Linked DNA regions of Mus musculus: all the other regions are linked to region 7. A link is a loop called in an ENCODE intact Hi-C map of the cell type or tissue named here. Cell type or tissue: heart. All regions are shown on one strand. Links, peaks and the distances in the headings refer to the core of each region. The heading gives the core; the rest is flanking DNA.

Region 1 (4,302 bases), core at 100-4,099, 180 kb after region 7:
CCACCCCCACCCCCAAAAATGAGGCAAATCCTTCCAAACTTATCACTCAATGTGTGATAGACAGGAGATGCTGAGGGAGTGCCACTCATTTACAATAATCATCAGATCAAACACTTCACATTCTGCACTGTTTCTGTTTGTACCAGGAGGCAGAACTCGGGACTGGCAGGAAGTAGACACTGGCATTTCTTCTTTATAAGCATGAGAGTCGAAGCTTTCCAGGTTGGAGACGTTCCCAAGAGCCTTCAGCTGGTGGAAACTGAAAAGCAGAGAGCCACTTCCAGCTGGTTCTGCTTGCCAACCCCTCTCTCTGCCCACCCCGTTCTGTCGCTCTCCTATCTGTGTGAGATTTCTACACTACTTCCTCTGACAGCCTGAGGGTCAGATGGGTTCACCGCAGCCCCAGGGCAGACTCACTTATCCAGCAAGCAAAGGTCAGAAAGGGTTCAGATTTCACCCACTTTAGTCCTTTCAAAAGTTAATGCACAATTCATGTGCCAATCCTTACATAACACCCATAACAGGACCTGGGGCAAAATTCTGTAATTAAACGCATCAATATTCAAAGCCCAAGAACGTTCACACGGATAGGTTAAGGTTGACAGCCGAAAGAGTCACAACAACCTTGAGTTGGCTGAGCTGTTTGGGTTTCAGGGTGTCGCTAAGGGATTGAGGAGCTGAGTGTACAAGACAGCTTTACTCCAGCCTGGGGCTCACATATGCTCCCTCTGGCTCTGGGTCATCTCCAGGAGGAACAGAGGTTTCTGCAGCACCCTGACTGGCTGGCTTCATGGCAACCCGGGTGGTTTCCCCTGCATCTGGGTCTTCTGAGTCAGACTACTCATTGTGGTTTGTGCTGACTGTACTCATTCAGGATCGCAGGGAGGGGCAGGCGGATGCTGGTGGTTGGGATGGTCTCAGAAGACAACACCAGCTACTGCAAGGGGGAGAGGCCGAGCAATAGAAACCCAGGCTTGCTGCCACATCAAAACCACCTGCCAGCTTGGTGCTTTCCCTTGGCTTGTCTGTAAAGTTGAGTAAAAAAAAGATTCACTCCTGCAGACAAAGTCCGAGGATGGCACACCTGGAGTGAGGAGGACTCACCTGGAGTGAAGAGGACTCACCTGGAGTGAGGAGAGCTCATCTGGAGTAAGGAAGGAGCACACCTGGAGTGAGGAGGGCACACCTGGGGTGAGAAGGGCACACCTGGAGTGAGGAGGGCTCACCTGGTGTAAGGAGGGGGCACACCTGGGATGAGGAGGGCACACCTGGGGTTCCTGAGGCTGTATCCTTTGAGGCTGTATCCCAGCCTCAGAATCCAAAGTCACCTCCAAACGGAAAAGGGAGCCATCTTGAGTTGAACATTTCACTTGGAATTCCTAAAATTTCCCCACAAGTGGCAAAATCACACCCCAGACCCACTCCTGGGTATTGGATAGAATGGGGCTTAGTGGGGTGGGGGTGGGAGAAGTGAGGCCAGCTGGGGGGAGGAGGAGGACAGTTAAATTTAGGTAGAAAATAAAAACAAGTTGCATCCACGCACCCAAGGACGCGGTTCGATGACTCCACAACCATAGTAAGCATGCAGGTGCAGGAAAGATGGCGTGCTATGAGACCGTGAACACCGTTCTTAGGACTTGGGTTACCTAACCCAGAGGGGCCCCCTCCATGCTCAGGGAAACCAAGCCCAGTGAGCCCTCTCTATGCTCGGCCAGTGGCCAGAAGTCACGCTTCTCTGGGTATACAGCTCCCTGAATGTCACAACTGAATCACATGCTTCTGGAATCTTCTTTGACAACAGTTTAGCACAAAGGATTCTGGGAGTTAGAACCCAGACCAATAACCTGTCCTGTGTCCTGAGCATTCGAAGACCGACTCAGTATTTACATCTACCCCACTCCAAAGCATGCTTATGAAGACACCAAGGGGCAGCTGGGGCTCTCGGGGTTTCACACAGACCAGGCCCAGGGTACACAGATACATCATCCACCCTTTGTCAACCTCCGAGCAGAAAGCTGAGCAGCCCCGAATCGCGGAGGAAGACTGGCTTTTGTTTTTGTTTTTGTTTGTTTGTTTTTTTATAGATGAGGAAAAGAGAAGCCCACGTGGGCAGAACATGTGGAGATTATGCAGATAGGCATTGAGGCTGGAACCCAAGGAAAGGACAGCACCCTGGGGCAAGGCGAACAGTGAGACAGGGAGGGAAGTGCCCAGGACCCATGCTCTACAGGTCACCAGCTAGCAGACAGCCTTGGGATTTAGTTGATGTCTGCTGCCATCAAGTGGTGATTCTATGGCATATCAGCCAAACAGGCTTTTGAGAGACAGTGTCCCACAAGACCAAAATCTAACTTCTTATGACTCTAAGATACTGCCTTCCTCTCCACTCCTGTTTTCTCATGTGCACATGGGATCTCGCAAGGACTGTACAGCAAGCGATGTCTCAGACGAGCAGAAGGGCTTCCAGCTGCCTTCTATGCATTCACTACAGAGGAGTAAACTCTCTGCCTATCTAGGAGCACACAGTGGGAGATCCTGACTGGCCTCTGAACACACCACTCTTCCAACCCAACTGTGCAGCCAAGGCAGGCACCAGGGCACGCCTACACGACATATCCTGGAATGGGATAGAGGAAGTACTCTGGGTCCATCTCGGCATCCTGTAACACACCAGGAGCATCTCCTTGCCAGCACCCTCAGTACCTGCCCGTGGTGCTGTGGTGGGAATGAAGCCAGCCTCTTCCTGTTAGAGTCTAGTAAACTAGAATGAAAACTCTGCTGGGGCTCCTCCGCTCTTACCCCTGGAGACAGTGCCTGCAACACAGCAGGTGCTCAACACACGTGTGATGACTAAGTCACCAGGGGCTCCATAGCCTTGGGTTCAGAGCTGCCCAGGGGAGGGGGCTTTGAACTCCAAGAGCTGTGGAGGATGGATGTGGAGAGAGCACTGTGAGGAAACACCTGTGATCTACACAGGGGAGAGTGGCTATGTCAGCCTCTGGGGTGGGGTGGGGTGGGGGAGGCAGCTGTGATTTGGTGCTCGGTCTAGATCACATAGAGGTGGTGGATCCCCCTACTACCTCTTCCTTGGGGCAAACCAAGGAAAATCTTTTTTTAAAAAGATTTATTTCTTTTATGTATGGGAGTACACTGTCGCTATCTTCAGACACAGCAGAAGAGGGCGTCAGATTTCATTACAGATGGTTGTGAGCCACGATGTGGTTGCTGGGAATCGAACTCAGGACCTCTGGAAGAGCAGATGGTGCTCTTAACCACTGAGTCATCTCTCCAGCCCCCAAGGAAGATCTTAAAGGCTTGTTTACATGGCTGTGAGGACAGTTCCTCACTGGGGTATAAGATCACCCTGGACCACATTTCTGCGTGGCTGGTGGTGGCTGCCCAGGTGACAGTGTTGGGCAGGACTCTGAAGCCACATCCAGCCGTGTGTGCTGAGAGGGGTTTGGGGGGTGCGGTAGGTGTGGCTGCTGCAAGCACACATGTGGACGCATGCCACACAATAGCAGTGCTACCTCCTAGGTGGTTCCCAAAGGAGGTAAGACAGATGCACGACGTCACACTGGAAAGCAGACTGTGCCTTTTATTATGATTTCCACATAAAAGTCATGTCCACAGAACACCCACCCCTGCAAGCTCTGGCTGTCACCTGCCACGCAACGACACCATCACATGACACTGCTCAGGCTTGGGAGAGAATCTTTGGATATTCCTATCCTATATGTTCTTTTCTAGACACCGAGCCCTCCCTCTCAATCTCGAGGACCGGGAAGAAAATGACACACACTGGTTTCTCTCTGGGATGGCAACATCTCCACAGACCTAAACTGGATAGAGAGGAAGGTGACCAAGATCTCTCAGAAGCCAGGGAGAGAGCTCTGCATGTCACACAGAAACAACCCAAGGGGCTTACGGTGCTTTTATTTGGGAGCGCAAGTCTATGCTGGGTTTTCATCATCCGTGGGCACAGAATGTCTTGCCTGTTTTTCTCAGGTGCTAATCCAGAGCTGAAAGAGATGGTGGCTGCCTGGTCCATGGTCTGCTGCTTCCTTCCATCATTAGACTGGGGAGAGAAACAGTCTGCAATCATGGAGGGAGGGAGTCCAAGCTCAGGATGATGGCTGTGGCCCACCTGGCACTGGGCAGAGATGGCTGGGTCTTCCTACTCTCCAGTAATTTGTTCTTGCTGGTTCTACAGGTGTTGTCAGCATCTGCCTCGGGATGAGGTCTGTTCAGATTACAGTAGCCCTGAGAGGAGAGGGGCCACATAACGAGTTCTCTTTTTTC
Region 2 (4,302 bases), core at 119-4,118, 600 kb before region 7:
ATATTCACAAGGCAATACTCCAAAGAGCCACGCCTGCAGCCCCAGACTTTCTTTTCAGACATAATGTTTTCCTTTTTAATTATGTGTATGCTTGTGTGTGCATGTGTGTATGATGTGTGTACTTGGGCACTTGGGTGTGATTCCTGCAGAGCCCAGGAGCTATGTCAGATCCTCTGGAGCAGGACGTACAAGTGGCTGTGAATGGATCCAGGTGCATGCTGGGAACCAAACTCCAGTGCTTTCTCCATGAGCAATCTGCACGCTTAACCACAGAATCGTCTCTCCAGTCCTCATCAACAGATTCTAAGTCATGTGCTTGCAGAATGCAAAGAGCAAATTAAAACAAACATGCATAAAAGTAAAAGTATAGAACCAACTCTACAGTTTACACACGGGGTCCTTCCAGAGCAAAGCAAAGCCATGACTTATACCCAGTATGTAGCAGCTAGGGCCAGGGAGAAGTGAGACTTCTCTGCCTCTATCCGCACAGCTGTCTTAGGTGTCAAGTCTACTGCCATACTTTGGGTATGTTGTAAACATTGTTCTGTTTTGTCAAGGATTAGTGTTGTGCTGGAGAGATGGCTCAGTGGTTAAAAGCACTTCCAGAGACTGCTCTTCCAGAGGTCCTGAGTTCAGTTCCCAGCAACCACATGGTGGCTCACAACCATCTGTAATAGGATCCAATGCCCTCTTCTGGTATGTCTGAAGAGAGCAACTGTATACTCACATACATAAAATAAATTTTTAAAAAGCCGGGCGTGGTGGCACACGCCTTTAATCCCAGCCCTGAGAGGCAGAGTCAGGCGGATTTCTGAGTTCGAGGCCAGCATAGTCTACAGAGTGAGTTCCAGGACAGCCAGGGCTACACAGAGAAACCCTGTCTCAAAAAAAAAAAAAAATACCAACCAAACAAACAAACAAAAAAAAACAACCCCCCCCCAAAACAAACAAACAAACCAACAAAAAAGATTGGTGTTGTTACTCTCTTACGGTGCCTAATGTATAAACTATTGAGAGACCAGGAATTAGATAGAAACCCTGGTAGGTAGACAGATAGGGAGAGTAGCCATTGCTAAGTAATAAAGGTGACTTACTAAGATGACCACCTCTTCCTTCCTCACCCTCTTGACTTGAGACAAAAGCCTGGCAGCTTAAAACAAAGGTCTTGTAGAAAGGTTTTGCCCCCCCCCCAAGCAGCCCCCCCATCCATGGTGAACTGGATTGACGAGATCAAGGACAGGTTACACAGCAACTGCAGACCACCCAGTCAATCACCCCTCCTTCTAGGCAGCCGACTTAAGTTAGGGGAGAACCAGAGACTTTAAAACCCCCAGTGGATTTCCAGCTTTCCGAGTCCCCTCTGCTTTGCAAAGGATCTTTTTCTCTGCTTGTCTGCTGTACATGTGTGTTTCATCTCTCTCACACAGCCCTCCCACGCCCCCCCTCCCCCCATGCCTCTTCAGCTGCTGATCTGCCTGTCCCTGTCTGAGGTGTCTGAGATCTCGCCACTGCTACCTGAGCTGCCTGAGATTGTTCTGCCTTTTGATTCCTTAACTGGTTGGTAGGGAAAACAAACTTAATCAAGAGCCCTAGACTGTATCATTGCCAGAGTAATGTGTGTATCAGGGAAAAGCACAGGATACGAGGGTATATAGTCCTATCGAAGTTCCAGACATTTGCTGGGGTGGGGGTGGGGGGCGATGTGTTCTTTGTGCATAAACCATCGTGGACTCTCCCTGATGCAACACTGTAGCCATCCATCTGAGTGTCTGTCACTCAAGGGGAAAGGGAAGCATCAAATCCACAGGCAATGAACCCAGTTGGCCGCCAGAGGGCAGTAAAGGACCAAACTGGAACTGAGGCTAGGCAGGAAATTCACATCAGCCAGGGTAGATGACCCAGGATAAAGCTATTCTCCAGGTTCCCAAGGCTGAGCAAGCAGGAAAAGATGCTACCCAGAGTCAAGCTTTCTAAAGTCTCCACGCTTGTGGATATGCCTCTAATCACCTCAGAGAGGCCTGGAAAGTTCCACTGCTGCTAATGAAGGAAAAGCCTTTTCTATACGCATACAATCCTGCACACATCCTAGCTAGAATAATAGAAAAGGAATCCCATGCCACATGGTTTAGGGTGGTGGGAGTTTAAGAAAAACGTCCCACAGCCAAGGAATCCATTGGTCTAATCAAGCTTGGCTCCACAAGCATCTAATCGCCCCCACAGCTCCAAGGAAGCCTGACAGACAGGCCTGTCCCATGATGCCCCGCCCCCCTCCTAGCATCTTCAGGTTCTGGTCCATCCCTGCTCTGAGCTGACAGCTGTCTGCCTCCCTTGGTGATAAAGGGAGCTGCGGCTTTCTTCTTGGAGGGACTGAGGAGTTTCGGGAGACTCACCAGAAAGTCACGAGGCCTCTCACTGACCTTATGTAAACAGTTAACAAAGGCTGGGCGTGGGGTGGGTGCGGTGGGATCTCCTGCAAGGTGCATCAGAGATGCCAATGATGTAGCTTTCCAGAATTGCTACCCATACTCCTCTGGGGTTTCCAGTGAGGCATCTGCCTATCACCCATGCTTCTGTGAGTAACCCAAGCAAGCTGGCCCACAAATCTAGACTGGGGTGCAATGGTTCACTGCTCTGGTCCGGCTTCATCCGTGCTTTATCTGGGGTGAAGAGGACCTTTGTTCCCAACAACACTAGGCCTGAGGTTTCCAGTTCTCCTGTCTTTTTAAATAAGAGTAGACTGCACTGATTACAAAGTAGCAAGAATATTCTAATCACAGAAAAACAACAGTACAGATTAGGGGGATACAGTGTTACGATCTACAGAAACCAGGAGACTGACTACACTTGAGGGCCCAGGATATTGATTGGAGCTGTTTCAAATGGGGACTGAGGAAAGGAGAGCTCATTGCTAAAGTTATCATTTAAAGTTAAGATTTGGGTGGGGGGTTTTTTTTTTGATTGACAGGTTATATAACCATTTTTTCACTCTACATGTCTCTTCCCATAATGCATCTATTTTATATGCATGATCAATTATTCAGAAGCATAAGATGATAAGTAGGGAACCCTTTCTAGAAGTTTGAAGGCACAGTTTGCCTTATATAGACCCCAAACCAGTTCAATTTGTTTGTCCTTTTCACTCTTGTACCTGGTATTATCTGAGTACAAATGAACAGACTCATCTGTTTGGTGGTTGGTAAGGGGAAGAGAACTCTACTGTGTTCTCCAGTGTGGTATGCAGGTGGCTCAATGCAAGAGGTGGCCCTAGGTACCAACAGGTAGCTAGGTGTGTTGTTTGGAGGGGGTATGTGTGCATAGTAAGTAGAGGAAAGGATCTCTAGCTGCCAAGTGTGTTATTCAAAGGGTTTGGTACACAGCCCATACCAAGTGGAGTCCTACGCTATAAACCTATTCTCTACGCTTGCCTCAGTTTGTGGTTATCTCTCCAGGAAAACGTTAATCATCGTACAGAAATGTCACTACTGGTAACCTCAGAAAAACTTCTAGACTTGGTCAGGGAGTAAAGATTGATGTAGGGAGAGTACACTGATATTCTTCTAGTTCCTGAAGCCTAAACTCGACTAGAGGTGGGGAAGGGCCAATCTTCCCACTGTGTTCAAAAATCGCCTGACTGGTCAGCGTTACCAGAAGCTTTGACAGGATTTGCAGGATTTGAGGACCTCAAGCAGGCCTTAGAAAACACCAGGTGTGGCCCTGATGGCTGGATCAGCGAGGTTTCTTTTCTCTGGAAAGTCACACAGGGAAGCAGCCTTTGATTGACAACTGCAATGAGCACTGATTTAAGACTACAGTGGCTCTATCTCCAGCTCCAAGAAGGAGCTATTGCAGTGTTCCTGCCCTGTGCCCGGTAAGCTCTGTGTCAGAGAAGGAAGCCACCCTGGCCTGGGCCTGCACCCCTCTGCCTCTGCTCCTTCCTCCAAGGCTCACCTCTGCCCCTTCCTCATCCTGCTAAGCACAGCCCTCTCCTCTGCTCACTTCTGCTTAATTGATCCTGCATGGCTCTCCCTGCCATATCCTGTCTCTGCTCCAACACCAATCCCAGCCACCCCACAGGTGCTCGGTGGCCCTTACCTGTGCTTGCTTCCTTTCACCTGACTAGCCATTAGAGACATCCTGTCCTGGCAGGGAGCTACTGGGGTACAAAGACATAACTCCTATTCATTGTTAAGTTACTTTAACAAATGTTTACTGAGTGTGTACTACATGCCAGGCTCCAAGCTGGTACCAGGCAGCTCAAAAGACAGAATCTCAACTCTTACCAGCTGACAAACTTTCAGTGAT
Region 3 (4,302 bases), core at 66-4,065, 100 kb before region 7:
CCCAGAGCAGCTCACTATGACCTGCAGCTTTCCTTGGGAAAGGACAGTACTGTCCCCATGGCAGAGGGGAAATTTTAAAAAGGGGGGGGGGCGAGTAAGAGCTGGCCTTCTCAGACTAAGGTGCCAGGAAAGGGTTGGCTGGAGCAGTGGGTCACTGGCCACTTATAAAACAAGAGAATAAATCCTCATCCAGTCACCCTCGCCATCCCAGGGGGGACAAGCTCCAAGACGTCTCAGATACCCACATTCTTGAATACCCAAGTCCTTGTATAAAACGGAACATTATTTGCATGTGATTTGCAGCACACTATCCTGTAGTTTATTTATAATCCTAATTCAATGTCAATGCTTCCTAACTAGCTATTATCCTGCATTGTTCACAAAGCAACAACAGAAAAGAAAAAAAAAAGGCAAACTGGTTAACACATTCTGTTTTCCTGAATATTTTCTCCCCCAGCCAGTTGAACCTGCCCATGCAGACAGGGAGGGCTGACTGTAGTTTTATGGGGAGACAAACCAAGTTGCTGGGAAAGTCATAGTTTCCCATCTGAAATGAATACCCTCCTGCAAATGGGCTCTCTCCCTCTTTTTGCCAACTCTGTGTTGGATGGATGGAGAGGGGCTGGTGTCAAAAGTGGACACTCTCAGAGGCTGACCAAGTAATTCCAGACTGGTTGGTGTCCATGGACTCGGGCTCTGTGCGGGCCAGGCCAGCTACCAGGAGCTCCTACTGAAGAGCCTCCTCAAAAAGCCTGGGCTCAGAGGTTTGGCCTTGTCTTCTGGGAGTGGTATGAGGCAAATGGGCCCCTGTCTCTGCCTCACCAGGACTGATCCCTGAGAAGAGCTGGTAGCCCAAAGCTCCAGCCTGTTCTCCCATGGCCTGGAGCAACACCAATCCCCACAGGTGGCCCAACTGTGGTATGGACTGGTAGTGAGTCCCTCAGCCTCCTGATGAATGCTGCTCCAGCCACAGGGCTGACTGTAGGTCACAGGGGCCATCCCAGTACCTCTTCATCAGGCTGCCTATGTAGACTAAAGAACTGTCCCTGCAGGTCTTTCCTCTTAGAGTTCCTATTGATGTGAAGAGACACTATGACCAAAGCAACTCTTATAAAGGAAAAATATTTAATTGGGGACTGCTTTGCAGTCCAGAGGTTTAGTCCGTTACTATCACCTCTAGAAACACGGGGGCACACAGACAGACGTGGTGCTGGAGAGGTTGCTGAGAGTTCTACAACTGTATCATCAGGGAACAGGAAGACAGACTGAGCCACACTGGCCTGCTTTGAGTGTTTAAAACCTCAAAACTTGCCCCCAAGGGACATACTTCTTCCAACAAGGCCATACCTACTCCAAGAAGAACACACCTCCTAATATTGCCTATGTGAGCCTTGGGGGGCGGGGGGGGGGGTGATTCTCATCCAAACCATGGGCCTGAAAGCTACGTTGGCAAGTTTGATCTTCTTTCCACACTCGGAGCCTTTGTCAGGTTTTTTTTAAACATTGACTTTGATTCTGTTTTCTGTACTAAGTCAATGCTCACTTTTAAAACCAAATCCTGAGTCTTATTCTCAGAGAGGGCCCCAAAAAGTGTACAAACTCCAGGCTTCATTCTAGACCTGAGAATGGACCTCGGAAGAGCACAGGCAGGAAGCTGCTGAGAGCTCTGTTCCCAGCAACAGAGGCTAGGCCTGGGCGGAAGCAACCCCAGCAGAAATGTAAACCAGAGGAAGAGGTAATCTGCCCAACGATGTCCTGAAGCCTGGAATTCCAGTGGGCCTGAAACTACTGACCACAGACATGACACACTGAGCCAGCCCGGCCTCACTCTGTAACTTCCCCAGCACTTGGGAGGCTGAGGCAAGAGGACTGTTGTCACAGGTTCAATGACAGCTTGGCTACAGTGAAAACATAGCTTGAAAAACAAACACGGTAGAGACACTGACCACAAGGGGGCGCTCACCCCAGCCCAGACACAGGCAAGAGCTATGGTTCGCTCCAAGGCTGGGAAGATTCAGAAGGGAGGAACTGCCTGCTGGGGCCAGAGCCAAGAGAGAAGGCTTCTGGGGAAGGGTGAACCCCTGCCACCTATTTCTTCTCCCAGAATTCAACACGCTACAAAGGGTCTCCGGCCCCGGCCCAGCAAAAGGATAGCTTCCTGTTGAATCAGCACACTCAGAACTACCACTAAGTCCTACATCATGCCTCACAAGAGACTCCAATGGGGCGGCATTTGCTTGGGAACCTCTCACAGGCCTGGCTGATAGAGTTCTTCCCCCACCCCTTTTCCAGAATCACCCCAGTACTGTGACTGCTGGGTGGCTTCTTGTACCTACATATCCTATTCATCGTAGGTGTTCCCATGTGCGTCTCAGAGGTCCCCCTCCAACAGGGTAACATTAGTTTTTCCTCAGCACAACCCAAAGAAACCAAGAGACGGAAAAAGCAATGTTACTATGCAGTTAGCTTGACATGGAAGCTACCCCGAGAAGAACAAAGCCACCACCCCTCCCAATGGTTAGTAGGCCTTTCACAGATAACCTCGGCAACTGTAGCCAGTGATGACCCAGTTGTGGTCATTTTAAGAAATAAACAACAAATAGCCCCAAGATTAGACTCCAAAATGACCCGATTTTCCAAATGAGAACAGGCAATAGGCTTGGAGAATGGACAGGGAAGTGTGAAGGAGGAGTCTCGCAGAAGGTGGGGTTTACTATGCCAGGAACGGGTACCTCCTCTTTGTCCTCAGTCCTGGCAAATCCATGCGTCTCTGGTTGAATCAGAAGCTGGGGCAGGAACAGTTAAAACATAAGAATAAAAACCTACTCCCAAACCAAAACCTGTTCTGCAGGAAGGGTATCTCCAGAGTTCGCTGAGAGGAGGTCTGAGCCCACCCACGCTCCCTCACAGCAAAGTCTCTTCATCTCGGACCGTCACCCCCAACCTGTCTGGCAATAAACGGTTTCACAATGGTTCCCCGAGCATTTAGAAGAAACAGAAATGGCTTCACCAAGCACTGCACCGTTTCAGCAAGTTTACAAAATCCTGGGGCTCAGTGCTCCCCATCTCTCAAGTTTCCACTCAACAGCCCGGCAAGTGGCTGACATAGCAGGAGGGCGTCCTTACCCCCCCCCCCCGCCCCTGTCCCCCAGGTCTCTGCAGGCAGGCACCAGGAAAGGCGCGCATGCCACTTAACAACTGCGTAATGGGAGAGAGGTCTTTGTGAGTTCACAGTTCTGTGGCCCCTGCCTGTCAACGGCGGCCTCAGAGCCCCCTTTTATAATCTTTCTCAAGACTTAAATGTGTGAGTACACAAAGCGCCCTTAATGGAAGGTCGCTCTGGCTTGTATAAAAAGCTGTGTAAACTTCATCTCTGCATTTACTCAGTACCAGCCTTGTTTAATTTCCTGCCCGTGGATGTTCAGGGAACGTGATCAACCTCAGGGCTCCGAATATCTTTCAGAAAATCAACTGTGGCTTCCCCATCGATACCAGAGGGCTCCCCAGAAGGACAATATAGATGTACCCCCTCCAACTCTGTCAAGGAAAGGCAGCTTGACAACGTGCTCCTGTATAGACTGCGTGGACACCCCCAGATGGTGGAATTGGAGGCTCCCTTACAGTACAAACACATCAGGGTGACCTTGACAAGTGACTCCCCTTCCTGGGTTTTATCTCTTGCCTGGGGTACATACAGGAATGGCAGTGTCATCATGGGCTGCAGTGCGGGAGATGAACCCTAAAGCTCAAGCCTGCTCCATTTGGGATAGGGCCATGAACAGAAACAGTCTGCCATGAGGGAAAACTCAGACGACGTCAGCATCCTTCAGTGCCATGTGGGAGGAGTGAGTGGCATCAGGGACCTCAGGATCAGAGATGACCTTTGTCCCCGCCATGAGCCTGTGGTGCTGCAGGGACCCTCCCTTTGCACCAAGCCCTCTTCACAGACCCATGTTCCACAGCCTTGACCTAGAAACACAACCTGTTTCCTGAGTAGGGAAGTCTATCCGCTATCAAGCCTCCCTATACAATCCAAAAGCATTGTCCGTCCCAGGATGCCCCTTCCCACCTGAGCTGCCCACACAGCTGCAGGGAACCCACTACCTGGGCTCTCATCTAGCCAGGCTGGTGCCCAGCTCAAGCGTGTAAAATGCCTCACCACTTCCCATCCAGAGCTCAGGAGGGAATTCCAGGCCAGGCCCCAAACCGAGCCAGCCAAGCCTTTCAATCAAGTCGCACAAGGACCCAGAACTACTCCTCCATCCCGGCCCTACCCCACGAGGACCACTGTGTGGCTATGGT
Region 4 (4,302 bases), core at 88-4,087, 100 kb after region 7:
ATATTTCCCAGAACTTGAGTTACACAGATCGTTGTGAGCCACCATGTGGGTGCTGGGGATCAAAACTGGATTCTTTGCAAGAATAACCATTGTTATTAGCCACTGAGCCATGTCTCCAGCTCCGCGCTGCTTAAAATGTATAACTACCATGCGACTTTGCCATTCATTCCACGTAAACACCCAAAAGAATAGAAACCAGGGTCTCAGATGCCTGCACCTCTATATTCAATGAACCATTCACATACATACCCCCCCACACACACTCAATGCAATATTACTCACAATAGTAAAGATACAATCAAATGTCAGTCAATAGAATTGAAGTATCCACCAGTGACCATGTGAGTATGGTAGAACATTATTCAGTCTTAAAATATCCATTAGCCCAACATGGATAAACGTGGAGGACATTTTACTAAAGTAAAACAAGCCAAGCACAGGAGGTCAAGGTCATGATTCCACTTATGTGAGATTGAGAACAAAGAGGCAAGAACAGGAAGGTGGTTGGCGGGAGCAGGAGAAAGCAAGACATAACAAGCTCTGCGGGCATAAAGGTTTAGCCAGAGAAGACGAAACGATTCTAGAAGTAAGCCGTACATTCCACATGGCAGCTGTAGTTCACAGCGGTGGCATGTGAACGTTAAAGTGTGTTGTGAGGACAGAGCTCATGTTTACTGCTCTTACCCTGAAAGAAAGATAACAACAAACCACATTTGAAAAAGGGCAAGAAGCGTCTGGTGATGGTGGACATTTGGTACCTCGACTTGGGTGATGGCATCTCGTGTATGTACATATATCCAAACACATCAAAAGGCATAAATTAAAGGCGTCCAATTTTGTATATCAATTCTAGATAAATAAATCTAAAAATAATTGAAGTGATGTTTTAGAAGATGTTTTTTGGATATAACTTATAAATCACAAACTGCTAAAGGTGAACACAAACTCAGAATCTCATTAACATTCCAAGCTTCTATGTGGCTAATAATGCTGTCCAGGGAGTGAAAATACAACCCATGTGACAGGACAAAACATGAAATTAGGTACCTGAAGAGGTCTAGTATCCACAATATGTAAAGATCGCTGACATTGCAACAACAAAATGACAAATAACACAAAACAAGAAAATCGGGCAAAAGATTTCAATAGACATTTCTCCAAATGAGAGAAAGAAAGGGTTAGTGTGCCTTGGTCCATGAAAATACACCCAGTGTCACGAGTCAGCAGGCAAAAGGAGTTATAGTACAAACCTGAAAGTCTACCTCTCACTCGGCTGGAGGCAAGTGTTGGCAGAGTTGAGGGAAAATCAGACTCAGACATCACAGGCTCAGTGCAGATCAAAGCTCACCTTGTTCAACACAGTTGTGTCAGCAATTCCTCCTCTATGTGTCTATGTGTCCACCCAAGGAAGCTGAAACCTTATCCCCACAAAAACCTGTACACTGAGGGAGCTTGAGTGATGGCTCAGAGGTTAAGAGCACTGACTGTCTTCCAGAGGTCCCGAGTTCAATTCCCCCCAACCACATGGTGGCTCACAACTATCTATAATGGGATCCAACAGCTCACAGATGCACTATTCATGACAGTTGTGGCGCATTTATACTGTGAATGGACCTGGGAAACAATACTCAAAGTGAAAGAAGCCAGACACAAAATATCAATGGTTACATGATTCCACTCATGTAAAAGATCCGGAATGAGTAAAGACCATAGAAGGGAAAGGTAGACTCTGAGTTATGGGGGTGGGCAGCTGGAGGCAATGGAGGGAGGGTGGCTGATAGTGTGTATCTTATTTAGAGGCGATGACAGCATCCTGGAAGGAGAGTTGTGTTGTGATTCTGTGAAGATATTAAGAAGCCAGGTGTTATAAAATTTGAAAGGGTTTTATGTCATGTGACATTTCAATTGAAAAACTAAATCTGTCACAGGTGCAAAGACACAGACATTTATTACATATGGTATACTTCTTCCCTCCATTTTTAAAGAGATAAGGACACCCTGACTGGCCCTGTTTAATCTGGGGCTGCTGTGCTGCCTGGCCAGCCTCCAGGGACACACTGTGGAAAATAAGCCTTTGAGCAGAAAAGGAAGTCTGGACATTCGAGGTTCTGAATCTGTTTGGTGACCTCTAGTGGGGAACAATTTTTATTCCATTTCTTCATGGGAAAGGGGACAATTTCACACAGGACCACAATAGTGGTGGGAAAAGCTCTAAATTCTTTGCCTTTTAGGGTGTATAAACACTTTCCCAAGAACTGGAGTCATAGAAAGTATGTTTTGTGTTGTGTTGTATAGGAACTGTCTCCGTTGAACATCATAATCCTTACCGATCTACCTACCTGTCTCTCAAGCTGCCACCTCTCTCTGTGTGCTCATTAATTTGGTCCCCAGTCACTTGAATCACTCTCTCTACATCCAAGACTTGGGTACTGGAAAGACTCAGAGTGAGACTTTGGATTAAATTCCACTCTACTAGGCGTGGCCAGTGGACTTTAATCCTCATGCTAACATCAATGTAGTTTGATAGATCCCAAGGCTTGACTAGTGATGTCTGCTTTGGACACATGAAGAAATCCATGGCTTGTATCCTGCACTCTTGCCAGCTAGAAATAGACAATTTTTCTAAAGGGGCCTCTGACCAGAAAGTCTCCTGTGATATCACTCCGACCTTGAAGTGCTACATTACCCGTGCTACAAAGCTACACTGTATGTATAAACTATACGTTGTATCAAGAGACAGTGGTGCCTTCCATTGCTTACACCAAATTTAAAGTAAACAACCAAGCATGGTCTCTAGTCTGCTGTAAGGGCCACGACCCTGCCCCATCTATAATTATTCATTTCAACAATACACAAAGAAATGGCTTGCTGAGAAATGCTTGTTAGGTTCTAGGGTAAGCTGACTACCTCCAGCCACTAGAAAGCCTGGACTTCATCCCCTATGTTAAAATTATTTCCTATCAAATCCCCCTCTTTTTATTTCACCACCCAAAATGTTCCCACTAATTCCCCATGCTTAAAATGGTTTCTGTTTCATTTGGATGTGCGTGTGTGTGTGTGTGTATGTGTGTGTGTGTGTGTCTGTCTGTCTGTCTGTCTGTCTGTCCGTCCATCTGTCTGTCTGTCTGGGGGAGGGAGGGGAGGATTTGGTAGAAAGGGTATGGATTCATCACTACAACAAGGTCCCCAGTGCCCAAAGCATCCACAGAAGCTGAAATGTGCATGCACTGACTCTCTGACAATGACTACGATAGGCAGGCTTTATAGCTAGAGAGGCTCTGGCCTTATTTTAGATTTCTGAACCCACATGGTGAGAAGCCAGTGGTCTGACACCTTTAGGTAGGTTCTTCTGAGAGAGGACCAGCAGGAAGCCTGGGATGTTTGGTCACCAACAGTCCTTTGAAGGTAAGGTTACCTCTCCCCCTGCCCCAGCTTTATTCAAAGGCTTTCAAACTACAGGTCAAATAAAAGATCAGAGATACTGATATGAAAGTGCTGACCAACCCACACATCCAACAACTGGGAAACAGATGAAGAAAGGCTGGTTTACCGGACTCAGAAAGACAGGCGTTGCCTTTCTAGCCCCAAATCTTCAGCAGTGAATGCATAACCCATTGTAACCATAGAAACCAGGATTGTATAGCAGGACCATTGCCAGGATTGGGCACTGGGGGGAGCAATAGAGACAGGACAGCAGGATACAAGTAATCTCATCAGGGAGATGGGAAGAGGGGCTAGCAAGATGTAAGTGAGCTGATGGGGGAACAGGGAAAGTGCAGAGTCCTTAGGGAAGAGGGAGGAGGTAAATTCAGGAAGATGAAGGAGGGAGGTAACATAACAATATGTACATCTGGAAAAGCCACAAGAAAAGATACTATTTACATAATTTAGCGTATGAAAATACACGCATAATTTAATAAACTTTTCTCATGGGGTTGATGGCTCTCTCTGCAAGGGACAAAGACCACCTGATAAAAACTCCAAACCAGACATTAGCGGCCCTCTTTGGAGGTCTTGCCCAGGGCTAAGAGATTCCCCAAACATACAGCCTACTGCTATTGTCCTTGGTTGTCTCCTAGAGGTAGAAAGTAAGTCCCCTTTGCTGATGGCACCCTGCACTTCAGAAGCAGGGCCCAGAGGCTCACAATCTGGAACTGACCCCGATGCCCCCTCCCTGAGGACTTGCTCTCATGGTACCCTGTGTACAAGCTTCCAAAGGAGGGGTAAATGGGTGCTGGAGACAGGAAAGAGAAAGGAGAAATGTTGTAGCTAAAATAAAATTTCAAAAAGAAAAACAATGAA
Region 5 (4,302 bases), core at 125-4,124, 82 kb after region 7:
ACCTACAATGGGCCCCCCCCTTGATACTAATTGAGAAAATGTCCTCTTGCTCTCTTGTTCCTTCTCCCCCTCTCTCCCCATTCCCCTCCCCTCTCTCTCTCCACATGCTCAATACCGGTCTCTACTCCTCTGCTCCTTTGTTCTTTTAATCTCTCTCTGTCTCTCTCTGTGTTTCTCTCTCTGTCTCTCTCTGTCTCTCTCCCTCTCTCTCTCTCCCTTTCTCTGTCTCTACTACTCTCTCAACTCCCCTCCCCATGCTCTGAATAAACTCTAAAAGAGAAAGGGAGAGAGAGAGAGAGAGAGAGAGAGAGAGAGAGAAAATGTCTTACAGCTGGATCTCATGGAGGCATTTCCTCAAGGGAGGCTCCTTTCTCTGTGATAACTCGAGCTTGTGTCAAGTTGACACACAAAACCATCCAGTACAGTATATTTATGTATGTGAGTGTGTGTATATACATGTATGTGTGCATTAGTGTGTGCATGTGTGCATGTGAATATGTGTGTATGTATATAAGTTTGTGTAAGAGTGTATGTGATTTGTGTGTGTGTGTGTGTGTGTGTGTGTGTGTGTGTGTGTGTGTGTCAATACCTGTGTGAGCACTGGTTGCTTGGATTTGTTGTAACTAAGAGTTTCCAGCTGCCAAGTGGAATTAATAGAACCTGTTACTTCTCTCTTGCCCACAGCAGTCATGGGATGACTTAATGCCAAATACTCTATTCAGAATTAATTACTGGGAGCATATACATCTGAAGCCATCGTGCATCACTGACCGAAATAACAAACTTGGATATATGGGCATCTGGTTGACAGTGTGATGTCCTAAGACATGAAACAAACCGGATGGCAGACCTAGATGCTTTCACTGTATCCTGGATGAGAACCCGCTCCGAATCTGCATTTATACATGGAGTTGGCCATGTGGCCACATAAATCCTAGAGACATTCGGAGCAGATGTTGTTGAGTAGCTGGGATTCTGTAAGGACTGCATTTGAACAGAAAAGTGACACAGAGCAGGCCTTCTACATGTTCCACAGATAGAGTAATGTGGCTACTTGAAAGGAATATTTATATTGCAGATAGGCTGATTTTTAGTCAACAAATGTGATTGCTGAATTGTCTGGTCCAGGACAAGGCTGACTGTCGAATATGCAGGCATTCTGAGAGGAGGGACTAGGGCCACAGGGCAGAAGGCTGTAGGTGCCCTGTTTGTCATGGGGTCCCTTCTGCTCTTGGGTGGCAACTGAGCCCATCTCTAAGGCCCTTCCCAGTAGTGTCCACGGGTTCAGAGCCTTTTTCAAGAGAGCAGGGGTGTAACTCTGAGCTGGCCTGAAATCCCAGCCCCAGAGTCCGCTTTCTGGCAGAGTCCACGCAGAACTGCTTCATGGGATCCTCTGGGCTGTGTTTACTCCAGTGAGGCTGCTTCATCTGAAGTCATTGTTTTGATCCTCATTTGGAAGAATGTTCCAGATGTTCTTTCCTAGGGAGGAAGAACGCTCTTCTCAAACACAAATGCCTGCATTGCTGAGATAAAGTGAGTTATGTCCTGCTCCACGTGGCCTCTGGCTCCCCGGCCTGCATCCCCACCCCATCTGCCCCCTTCACGTGACCGAGTGGAATACGGCAGAATCATGGACTGGAGACTCTTCTCTCTGTAACTTGGCAAATGAAGACCTGACACGAGAGGTCTGGGGGTAAACAGATCAGAAGGAGACCTAAGCCAGACACCAGAGATGTGGTTTTCAGGCCGCACAAAGGGGAGGTTGTTTTACTTTGCTGAGATGAGCCTAGGTGCTCTGGTGAGTAAGAGCGCCCTCTTGGGCTGGGAGACTGAACTGCAGGCTAACAGGAACAAGGCTGGACAACCACCTCCGAGTGAGAGTACAGAGGAGGCCCAACTAGCTTCCTTGTCTTGGTCCTGTCTGCAAGGAGCCTCCGACTAATGTTCCTCCACAGGAGCCTACCTCAAGTTCTTCTGCATGAGACAGCCCCAAATAGCCTCTTTCAGTCTGGCAGAATGAATGTTAGACAAGAAAAGAAGACAAAAGTGTCCTCTAATGTTCCTCCACACGAGCCTACCTCAAGTTCTTCTGCATGAGACAGCCCCAAATAGCCTCTTTCAGTCTGGCAGAATGAACGGTAGACAAGAAAAGAAGACAAAAGTGTCCTTAGCTAAAAAAATCGCTTTCCTGGTTCTAGTAATTCCAAAGATCATCGAAAAGAGAGTGGGCCTTTTAGCCTTTTCTTACAGGCAGACCTGGACAGGGCACTCCCAGGCTCTCCATGATCTCAAAGATCAGCTGAGCGCTTGTCACAGACTGGTTTGTGAGCTCTGCTTGGTGATCTGTGGGAGGCACCCTGTTTTCCCTAGCACACTGTGTACTCAAATATATATATATCTAGGCAACCAGAAAGCAGTTTGAATCACACACACACACACACACACACACACACACACACACACACACGCACACACACACACACACACACACACACCCAAACCATAGACTTGGGAACACACTGCAATGGATTAGGCATGGTATTGCTAAAATTTCTTCCCTCAGGGAGATATAAACAATATCTACCTTCCTTCTATGTTTCAAGGACAAACCAAAGCATCCTTTAATCCAAGTTTACTCTGGGGAAGTGTTAGGTTCACTTATAGATTAGTGGAGGAGCCACTGTCAGCAGAGTAGTCACACTGGAAGGTCTGCACCCAGCATGCATGATGTGGAGCTAGAGTCCCCTCCTCCAGTCTATATCTCCCTACTTATATCTCAGAGATCCTGAGGCCACAAGCAGTTGGGGCAAGAACGGCATGCAAGTGGTTGGTAGGATTTTCAGGAAAAAATCCCCTGCCCTTACCTGCCTTGTTCTAAGAAACATCCATGGTCAACCAGCCCAGATGTGACTGGCTTTGGTGAGCAGTCCAGCTGAACTGGGGATGGCTGGTGTGAGGATAACCCTGGACATCACAAGCCTTCGGGGCAATTTGATGATACACAACTTTTACATTTTTATAGCATTTCAAACAGAAATGTTCTTACTGAAGATCTAACACAGACTACCAGGAAAAACCCTCCCCCTCCCTTATGAAGTCATCATAAAGTTAACCAGGGAAGCATGGCCTTTGTTGATATAATACACAGATCTTTACAGACTGGTCACTCACTGTACTTAGAAGCCCTGAGATGTCCTCAGAGCTTTGCAGTACACAAACTCGGGTGGATAACTTGGGAGCAACTCAACATTCAAGTCCTCAAGAAAATAGGTCACCCTCTAATTTCTTTAGATATTTCTTATACGTGTAAAAATTAAAATGTGTAGATTTTACTATCCTGAGAGCAAGTTGCTGAGGTCTGAAGGTATACCCCACTCCCACCCGGCAGGACAGTATTAGAAATAGGTCCTTTGATAGGTGGTTAGATTGTGGATCTGAAAGGCTCATGAATGGGAAGAGAGGCTCATGAGAGGTCTTGGTGAAAAGGCTCCACTCTGTGAGTCGGGAGCTAGTTGCTTACCAGACGCCACATCTGCCAGCCCCTTGATCTTGGAAATCCCAGCTTCCAGCCTGCAAAAAAATAAATGGCTGTTGTTTATAAGCAGCTGGGTTTATAGTGCTTCATCCAAGCATTCCGAATGGACTAACACAGCCCTTCCATTTTCCACCAGAGAACAGCGTCACGCCATGGCTTTTGATCTTTTCTCCTGGGCCAAGTTTGCTCAAGAGACATAAACTTCAGGTAATTCCTCCTGAGCCGCAGCGTGCAGAGGATGCACGATGCTGGACACTGGGGGTTTTGATGAATACCATGGGCACCACATCACCAGGGAGACATGCCCAAGGACTTAGCTTCTCATCAGCACTGATCACATTATCTAAGTATTTCTGGTTTACACAGAAGGCTTTATTTTCCTTATAAATGTTTCTGTCTTAAAGGACTTACATACCCCCCCCATAAAACAATAATAAAGATGAAATATTTGGTGAATTAGGCATGTTCCAACTTACTGCAGGGAAAAGACATGGAGACTATTTTCTAACTGAAATTTGATATTATCCTGAGTTGTGGCTACTTCCTGAAAACACGAGACAGTTGCATACATAGGCATGGTCTGGGAAAGCCTACTTCACGAGTACAATGATGTTCAGGGCACAACGTATATAAAGGCCATTTTCATCTCACCATGCCCCAGTGGAAAATCCTGGCTCTGAACTTGGACCTGTCTCAGTCTACCTCTATGCTACATTCGATTGCCTGAGCATCAACTCTCTTAGTGTGTTTGCTAAACAGGATGACAT
Region 6 (4,262 bases), core at 1-4,000, 78 kb before region 7:
GTTGGGACAATAAGAAAAAGTACGTTCCAGTTTAAGATCAATGCTAAACATTTCAACAGGGGCAAAATACTCTACATCGTTTACAATACTTTTGAAAGTTAATCACAATGAACACGAATACAAACAAATGTAATATCATCATAAAATACAAATGTGTTGGTCACAATTACGTAGAAAAAATAATATCTGTTTTCCATGTCAGCTCACAGCATCTGTACTGGAAATTCCTCTAAAATTAAAACAAGTCCACTAAAAATATAGTTGAAAGAATACTTCTGCACTATGAAACAGAAGAAATGGGGTTCAGCGGAGAGCCCATCTGAGTAAGGACTTTATCCAGCCACTGCAGAGGCCCGTGGAGGTGAATCTCAATCCAGCAGGGAGTACTGGTGACGTCCTGTCGGTGGTACTCTGCTCCCCAGCCCTGGAAATGAACAGGCAGCAAAGCAAATCGCTCTTGAACAGTCAACAGTCCACACTAACTTTAACAATAAAAAGCTTAACTGCAGAAACACATAAGACTTACTTAAACTACAGAAAACCAGTAAGCACTCACATATGGTATTAAAAGACACATCTGCAGTATTCAACTCTTCAACAAATAACAGAATTTCTCAGACACAGACCCATAGGACTAAGAACATGTTTAACTGTTACAAAAACTCCAGACTATGATCCTTCACAGCTAAATCATGCCGTGCTGTGATACATATTCTCACTGAGTAAATAAAGCCCACGCCCTCATGGGGCAGACTTGGGGGGCTCCTGTCCCTGCGTGTTTGTATCTGATGAGAGAGTATGGACACTGACCGACCCATATCATGTAGTTCACTGTATGCCAGAATCACATCAAGCCCTTATCCCTAAAGGTGAGAAATTAACCAGATAAAGTAAGCTTCGGATAAAAACTGAAAAATGTGGGGCGGTTTTGGTTCTACTTTCATTTTCCTGATTTATCAAGTTTTCTGTCCCACTGATTATAGTAGCTCTGCTCCAGGGAAACTAGGGGGATGGAGGAAAGAGAAATGGGGCAGCAGGGGAACTGGACAATTAAAAAAAAATCACACTTCAAAAGGGGGAGAGAAAGTAAATTCAGACCTCTGATAAACAGCAAGGAAAGTGTGGACTGGGCTTACATGCCAAAATAAAAAAACAAAACAAAACAAAACAAAACAAAACAAAACAAAACAAAACAAAACAAAACACAAGCCTACTTCTGCTCTTCCTGACCCAGGAGGGTGCACTTCCAACTGCTGAAACTCACCACTCTGAGTCTCTCAACATTTTGTTAATGAGACACAATCTTTATAATGGTCAGTGAGCTCAGGCCATGAGAGTGACAGGCCTTATAAGTCCTTTGCCACAGGCCTGAGACACAAGTGATAAAGCACTATAAATGTCCCTATTACTGCAGTGGGACTGGAGCCAGTCAAAATGCAATGTTAATGTTAAATACTTTCTAATAACTTAGTCTATTAGATGAAATACTTTGTAAATCAAACCTCTACCCATTATTGAAATTAATCTTGGATCTTATGTGTAGATTACAAAATGAATCATATGGTTAAAGGGATAAATTCAAAAAGTTCACTCAAATGTATGAAATTGAGTCAAAAACACTGCTTAACTTCATTTAATAATTCCTTATAATGCATGCACACTTACAATGACTGAAGTCACATTATACACCGTAGCTACTCACCTTGACAAAGCTCATTCGAATGGTACACATCTTGGTGAGCTCATACACAGCCTCGAATCCATGGTTGACTGACTGAGCCAGAAGCTGAGCAAACTCCTGATTGTTAAAAATCTTGAGGCTGCAGCTGCTGGGGATCTTACAGACGGTGGTGGGATGGAAGCCATGGTGAAAGTTGCAGTTCCTACTCTGAACAAAGATGCTGCTGTCACTAAGACACTCAGCGTACACCTCCCCACCAACGTAGTATAGATGAACACCTTAAAGAGACAGGCAACAAGAGAGATGGCTTAGCAAATGGTTGTGAGACACCACCAAAGCACCCAGGATGCACAGCAAACTCCAGTAATGCTCAGATTACAACCACCACTAGATGGCCTTCAGCAGCCAGAAATTATCTCCACAACTCTACGAGAGCCTCAAGAGGCCAAGCCTCGGGCTGGAGTTGGCAGGTTTGTAAACTGCCTGACCCCGGAGTTTGTGTTCCCTTTTCTCATCACCGTTTGTTTCTCTAGAAAGGAAAAGGTGCTCTTTAACATTTCTTTTTATGAATACTTTCCAAAAAGTCATCATAAATGTTAGTGATGTTTTCCACCCTGTTTGCTAACAAAGAAGACCACAGCATTTTAATCATTACCCACAGAAACCCAGACACACATATGTGATGCCAGATTACAGAAAATTTTAAGATAGCAGGCTCATCTTCCTTTGCTTTTAAAAGCCTTCTCTCTTTACTTCTGGGTTTGTTTGTTTGTTTGTAAATGAAAGTGGAGCAATGGCTCAAAAGTTAAGAGCACTGGCTGCTCTTGAAGAGGACCCATACTGGATTGCCAGCACTCACATGGAGGCTCACAACCATCTCACTCCAGTCCCAGGAGATGGCCCGCTTCTGGCCTCTAAAGGCACTGTATGCATGCAACACTCAGACATACCTGTAGGCAAAATACCTATACACACAAAATAATATAACTTTTTAAAATTTTCTAGAAATATATTTATGAGAAACCAGTTCTGATAGTAAAATTTAAGCTTTATTACTAAGAAGCTGACTCAGAAAATGCTTTTCCAATATATCTAAGAAGTACCTCAAGATTTTCTTCCCCACAGGTAGACAGTGCTACAAATTTGGTGTATATCCTTTAAATGCAGCACATATTGAGTTACAGTGGTGGTTTGAATATGCTTGGCTCAGGGAGCGGCACTATTAGATGTGGCCTTGTTGGAGGAAATGTGTCATTGTGGGAGTGGCTTTGAGACCCACTGCCTGAGGACAGGCGTCCTCTGGATGGAGATAAAGAACTCTCAGCTCTTCCAGCCCCATGTCTGCTTGGACTCTACCATGCTCCCACTTTGATGATAATGGACTGAACCTCTGAACCTGTAAGTCAGTCCCAATAAAATGCTGTCCTTGTAAGAGCCGCCTTGGTCATGGCGTCTGTTGACAGATATAGAACCGTAACTCAGACAGCTACATACACTTCTATAGAATACATTTGTGTGCTTCTGGGGATAGGAGGATTTGCTGTTTTTGTGTTTGCTTGCTTGTTTTTTTTTTATAAAGGAAACGGGTGTCACAGTCTATTGCTCAGAAGCACACAGTCTTGCTTCACTCAGTCAGCATGCTGCCAACCGCCATATTCTAGATAAGAGAGAACACTGACTGCCCTCAATGGACATGTTTCCATTATTGTCTGTGTTCACACAAAATGCCTACTTTAGCAGGATCTCCATAAATGTAAATCTCTGTTCAAACAGAAGTCACAGAATTGTGTCAGCATATGGTATTAAAAAAATGTGGCTTGCTTCTGAGTAAACAGAAATGGATTCTGGAGTGGGAACACTGGTAAGTAATTGAAAACTGATCCAAAGAGATGTCCCTTAAATGATCTCACTGTAGGGGAATTGACAGAGAAACATATACAGGAGACACAGTTCACAAAAAAGGTTTGGACAAGTTGACAACAAAATCAATAAAAACTGTTCACATTGTTTTGTTGTTTGTTTGGGGTGTTTTTATTTGTTTGTTTGAATTACGAATGTCTTGCTATGTAGCCCAGGCTGGCCTTGAACTTGGGACCTACTTGCCTTAGCCTCCCTGGTGCTGGGATTGCATGTGTAAGCCACTGCACCTGGCTTCAGATTATCTTTCTGAATCTCATCCATAAGAAAACCTACCACAATTATTGTTGTCTGCCATTGCTGCTAACTCCCACTAAGATGTAAATCAAAGGAGCACAGAACAGCAGGCTACACAAGCCAAGCCGCTCCAGCTCCTGGGACATGCAGCACACCCTACAGAGGCGGACCCTCTGAGGTGTGACACTGCATCCCATGAAGTATGCAGAGTGCTACCAACCAAGATCCATGTTGGTTTATAAGGAAACTCTGACGTATGAGGTCTCTGGATATCCATACTCTATTTTCCACCCCAAACTCCACTGCCTCCATACTGTGCTAATCTTACAGGAGCAAACACTCCAAGTGCAATACTTTTTACATTTCTAATCCCTCTTTAACATGCACATATTTTTCCAAGATTTTATATACATATACATACATATAT
Region 7 (4,302 bases), core at 186-4,185:
TTGCATACAACTGGTTAGAGAGTGGCTGGGTACTCAGGTGAGGAAACTATGGCCCTCCCAGGGCTCCTTGTATGAGGAAAGGTCAATAGACAGCAAGCAGGCCCAGCTGAACTCAAGAGCATTGCGGCAGTCTGACTCTGAGAACAGCTTTTCAAGAGTCTCATTTCCCCACTCCCTTCCCACAGGTTGTTTAAAACCAACCTGTTTGTGAACATTCAGCTTTCAGTTCAGGGTTATAATGAATGAAGGTGTGTTTCAGATACTTCTCTATGGCTGTGATGACATCATGACCAAGGCAACTTATAAAAGAGAGCATTTAATCAGGGGCTTGCTTACAGTTTTGTGAATCCATCGACATTGTGGCAAGGAGCATGGTAGCTAGCAGGCAGGTATGGCACTGGAGCAGTAGGTAGAGCTTACGCCGATATGCAAATGGTGTGGGGGAGAGACCAGGCCTGTGAAGTTTTGAATCTTCAAAGCCTGACCCAGTGACACACCTTCTCCAACAAGGCCACACCCCCAAATCCTTCCCAAACAGTTCCCCCAACTAGGGCCAAACATTTGAATAGATGAGCCTTTTGGGGCCATTCTCATTCAGACCTCTACAGGGCACTAAGAATACGTATGAGATTTTGTTTTTGCAAACGTCAATTTTTAGAAGATTTTTTTTTTTTATGATTGTTTTGCCTTCAGGTACGGGTATCACATGCATGCCTGGTACCCTCAGAAGAGGGTGTCTCATCCCCTGGCACTGGAATTAGGATGGTAGTGAGTCCTGATGTGAGAACTGGGAACCCAACCCGGGTTCTCTGCAGGAACAACAAGCACTCTGAACCCCTGAGCATCTCTCCAGCCCTGCGAGTGTGTTCTTTTGAGTAAATATCTTGTAGTGGAGAGGCTGGATCACACTGCAGTGAGTGTTTAGCTTTTTAAGGAACTGCCAAACTCTGTTAATACAAACTGGAGGCGCTGTGTAACACCCCCCCACCGTGGGGGAGGGGCAGGGAAAGCGGCAAAGGCTCTGCTCTGTTACCCACAGCAGCCAGAGGCACTCTCCTCATTTTTAGGGACCTTGACTTAGGCCAAACAGGGATTTGTGGCTTCAGCGTAATATTTTAGGACTAGCCAGTGTGAAGCAGAGTTTGGGTTTTAGTAAAGAGAGAGGCCAAGGACACACCCAGATATGGGTACAGGCTTCTCAAACAAGAGGGGGTGTAACAGAAGCGGCTCTACCATTGCGCCCTTCCGGCTAATCCCAGCACCTAGGCCGATGCCTCTGGACACAAACCCTGAAAGATGTATCCTGCCTTACCCACAGCGAGTCTGCCACGTCAGTACTGGATCTGCTGGTTAACCTTATACACTTATTCATTCTCGTAACATGTTAGTTCTGTTTACTGCTAACTGTTTTATGCATTGTGGCAGGCATTGGGGAAGTATTCTCAGTCCTATCCTGTACCATAGGAGGCAGTGTTTGGGCGCATTCAGGTGAGCTCCTGCTAGCTGGGTAGGACACAGGCTGAACGGGAGGAGGGTGCAGAGCAGAGAGGAGATAGAGCTCCAGGCTGGTGCACAAGGACCCAGGAAAGCAGTGTGGTTGCAGCAGAGCAAGGGCAGGAAGAGGGGTGCCCCGGACTGTGGGACATACAGCCGGGCACCAGCTCATGCAGCCAGTGCTGTTTGACTTCAAAGACTAAAAGGAGGTCCTTTATAGTTGAATATAGAAAACTAGGGTTTCCGGTTCCCAAATATGGGGCATTTTTTCATGAGGTCCAGAGGCATTTGCCCACCAGGGGGAGCACATGAGATGCGCAGCTGGCCCCTGCCTTCATGCCTGCTGATTCTTATTCCTAAACCTAGGCTTCTCTCAGCCTCAGCCAGCCCCAAGGCCAGGATCAGATGAGACAAATAGGGGAAGGGGATTGAGAGTGGAGAACAGGAAAATGGCTATTCTTTCTTTACCTGTTTACAAAGTCTGCAATATGTCTGGCTGCCTGAGCTGAGTAATTTCAGATGCCTCGATTAGCAGATACTAACAACAGCGCCATCTTCCTGTACTCTGGAGGGCCAATCAAAAGGCCTCCTAAACGCTAGGATTCCCTGGTCAGCATCCATTTATTTATTCTTCCTGTCCTGGGTTTCTGACTGCCTGGCATCCCTTGGCACTTTACTCTCATTTTGAATATTGGCCGTGTGATTTGTTCTTCTTAACTTGCTTAATCCAATGGTTGATAGTATACTTTGGATGGTTGTGAGACTTGCTAAGGTCTACGTGGCCACTCCTCCCCACGGAATCTCTGAGTCCTTTACTGAACAGTCTTTATTGCCAGTTCCATATAACCAGGGACAAAGCAAATACCGTGGAGGCAGAGATGCTGGGAAAATCACAGTCAGAGTATCAAACCTTTGTGCTTGTTAGGCTTCTATGGCTGGGAAGAGACACCATCATCATAGCAATGTTTATAAAAGCAAGCATTTTATTGTGGCTTCATACACTTAGGTGTTCATTATCACGACAACAAGCATAGTGACACACAGGCAGACATGAGGCCGGAGAGTAGCTGAGAGTTCTACATCTGGATCTGCAGACAGCAGGAAGAGAGAGACACGCTGGATCTGGCTTGAGCATTTGAAACTCCAAAGCCCAACTCTAGTGACACACTTCCTTCAACAACGCCACACCCCTCCTCCAGGGCCATACCTACTCAATTGAGGACACACCTTCTAATAGTGCCACTTCCTGGGGACCATTCCTATAGAAACCACCACAGTGGTATTTTTTTTTAATTGTGTGTGTGTGTGTGTGTGTGTGTGTGTGTGTGTGATGGCTCTTGTGTGGAGGTCAGAAGAAAAGTCAGGCTCAGGCCTCGCTTCTCACCTTGTTTGAGACAGGGTATCTTCTTTTCCACCTCCCTGTGGTGACATGTTACAGGTCACACTTAGATGTCACCTGAGGTTCTGGAGATTCAAAGTCAGGTCCTTGTGCTTATACACCCTGCCGTCCAGCGTTTTGTTTATGCTAAGGACCTGATCCCAGGGTGAGACCTCCCCCTCCCCCCACAAGGTGGCCACCCTGGATTTTTCTGTAGGTCTTTATAAGAATCAAGTTCTTTTCTCTCTGTCCTGTGTCTATGCTGAGCACATGTAAGATGCTAAGAGAAGTCTCCCCAACCCCACCCCCACCCCCAGCCTTACTTGCTTCCTTTCTAGTGGTCTGTACACTCTCCGGATACCCGTGGGAATTGTCTTCACTTGTGTATCACGGACATATCACTCGGGGGTAGAGACTTTCTACTGTGGTGGTAGCTACGCACCATCTAGGATCCAGGAGGCCAGATTAAGTATTTGCTAAAATAAATGAGTTAGTGCACGTAGACATATACATTTGCTTCTGATATTAAATTCTTGTCCTGAACATGTCTAGCAAAACTTGCCTGTCCCTAGGATCTTGGGGTCTGTGTGAGAAAAGCCAGGCTGCTATGTGGAGGTGGGGAGGTCTTCCTCAGCCCAGAAAGTCCCTGGGATCCCAGTGAGATGGTGCAGGGTGGGTGGGGGAGGAGGGTGTAGTGCAGGGAGCACCTCCCACAGCTATCCTCAGCACCAATTCCTCTCTACTCTAGACCCTTTGACAGTTGCTGGAACACCGTCCAACCTTGTTGACAAGCCTTGATTAGGCTGGCCAATGGTATCCCACTTGTCTAAACATGCTGCCTCGTCTCCAGTGTCACAGAACAGTCACATACGGTCGTCCTGACTGTGGGTCTTCAGGCCTCTGCCCGTACCCTGCTGTATCTCACATAGACACACCTGGGGCTATATACGTGGATGAGAGATGGTTCTCTACCCTCTACCTACCTGAGCAGACACGACACCATCGAACAGAACTGGGAGGGACAAGCTGGGAGGAACACGAGTTTCTACTGAAGGAAATGAATCCAGTGCAGAGAGAACACGTTCTCACCCGAACCCCCAGCCCAGACCCTGGGCTTTGTAAAGGAGAGAGATTTAACTACAAGAGACACTAGAACTGGATGTGCCGCCACCACCACCACCACCAGAGTGAGCAGGTAGGAGATTCAGCCTGACATCTTTGCTCAAGCCTTAAATTCTAGTTATTCTTGATGAACACACAGTGCCAAAGAGAACAAAGCAGACAGGGGGTCTTAACTGCCATATGGAGGAGGGCTCCTACAGCAGGCAGCACTCAGGGACCACCTAAAAGCCAAGTTGACAATCAAGATTAATCATTACCTGCCTCCCCACAGAAATGAAACACAACACTCCCTCGCCTTCTCTCTCCTC

The links. Hi-C counts contacts between places; a loop is a spot of excess contacts. Peaks named below come from ENCODE experiments on the same cell type or tissue, not always from the same donor. Only the 100,000 strongest peaks of a DNase experiment are listed, where the experiment ranks them.
Region 1: a loop joins it to region 7, with 6 times the contacts of the local background. A loop is called at or near these places in 21 of 42 quality-filtered maps.
Region 2: a loop joins it to region 7, with 4 times the contacts of the local background. A loop is called at or near these places in 5 of 42 quality-filtered maps.
Region 3: it touches region 7 in a loop (2.2-fold over the local background); 7 of 42 quality-filtered maps call a loop at or near these places.
Region 4: a loop joins it to region 7, with 4 times the contacts of the local background. A loop is called at or near these places in 20 of 42 quality-filtered maps.
Region 5: a loop joins it to region 7, with 6 times the contacts of the local background. A loop is called at or near these places in 27 of 42 quality-filtered maps.
Region 6: a loop joins it to region 7, with 4 times the contacts of the local background. A loop is called at or near these places in 14 of 42 quality-filtered maps.

Annotation. Positions count from the first base shown.
Region 1 is chr13:56,473,510-56,477,811 of GRCm38, reverse strand. No RefSeq gene overlaps it. Among named protein-coding and RNA genes, the nearest start is that of Il9, 6.6 kb to the left of the region's middle. In heart, for the core only: a CTCF peak has its summit at 2,293 (motif pointing left); no DNase peak of the experiment used is centred there.
Region 2 is chr13:57,257,639-57,261,940 of GRCm38, reverse strand. No RefSeq gene overlaps it. Among named protein-coding and RNA genes, the nearest start is that of Gm33197, 13 kb to the right of the region's middle. In heart, for the core only: a CTCF peak has its summit at 1,828 (motif pointing right); no DNase peak of the experiment used is centred there.
Region 3 is chr13:56,756,315-56,760,616 of GRCm38, reverse strand. No RefSeq gene overlaps it. Among named protein-coding and RNA genes, the nearest start is that of Gm45623, 4.6 kb to the right of the region's middle. In heart, for the core only: a CTCF peak has its summit at 1,950 (motif pointing right); a DNase peak (open chromatin) is centred at 1,946; H3K27me3 peaks cover 860 bases.
Region 4 is chr13:56,553,941-56,558,242 of GRCm38, reverse strand. No RefSeq gene overlaps it. Among named protein-coding and RNA genes, the nearest start is that of Lect2, 7.6 kb to the right of the region's middle. In heart, for the core only: CTCF peaks have their summits at 2,138 (motif pointing left) and 3,670; a DNase peak (open chromatin) is centred at 2,042.
Region 5 is chr13:56,573,309-56,577,610 of GRCm38, reverse strand. No RefSeq gene overlaps it. Among named protein-coding and RNA genes, the nearest start is that of Gm32759, 10 kb to the left of the region's middle. In heart, for the core only: a CTCF peak has its summit at 1,811; a DNase peak (open chromatin) is centred at 1,660; H3K27ac peaks cover 1,685 bases.
Region 6 is chr13:56,733,497-56,737,758 of GRCm38, reverse strand. Smad5 (SMAD family member 5) reads right to left here. Exons shown (of 7, transcript NM_008541.3): 6 at 1,703-1,959; 7 at 1-424. The coding sequence ends at 281. Among named protein-coding and RNA genes, the nearest start is that of Gm45623, 18 kb to the left of the region's middle. In heart, for the core only: a CTCF peak has its summit at 2,068 (motif pointing right); no DNase peak of the experiment used is centred there.
Region 7 is chr13:56,655,790-56,660,091 of GRCm38, reverse strand. No RefSeq gene overlaps it. Among named protein-coding and RNA genes, the nearest start is that of Gm40961, 7.6 kb to the left of the region's middle. In heart, for the core only: a CTCF peak has its summit at 1,798 (motif pointing right); a DNase peak (open chromatin) is centred at 1,771; H3K27ac peaks cover 1,520 bases.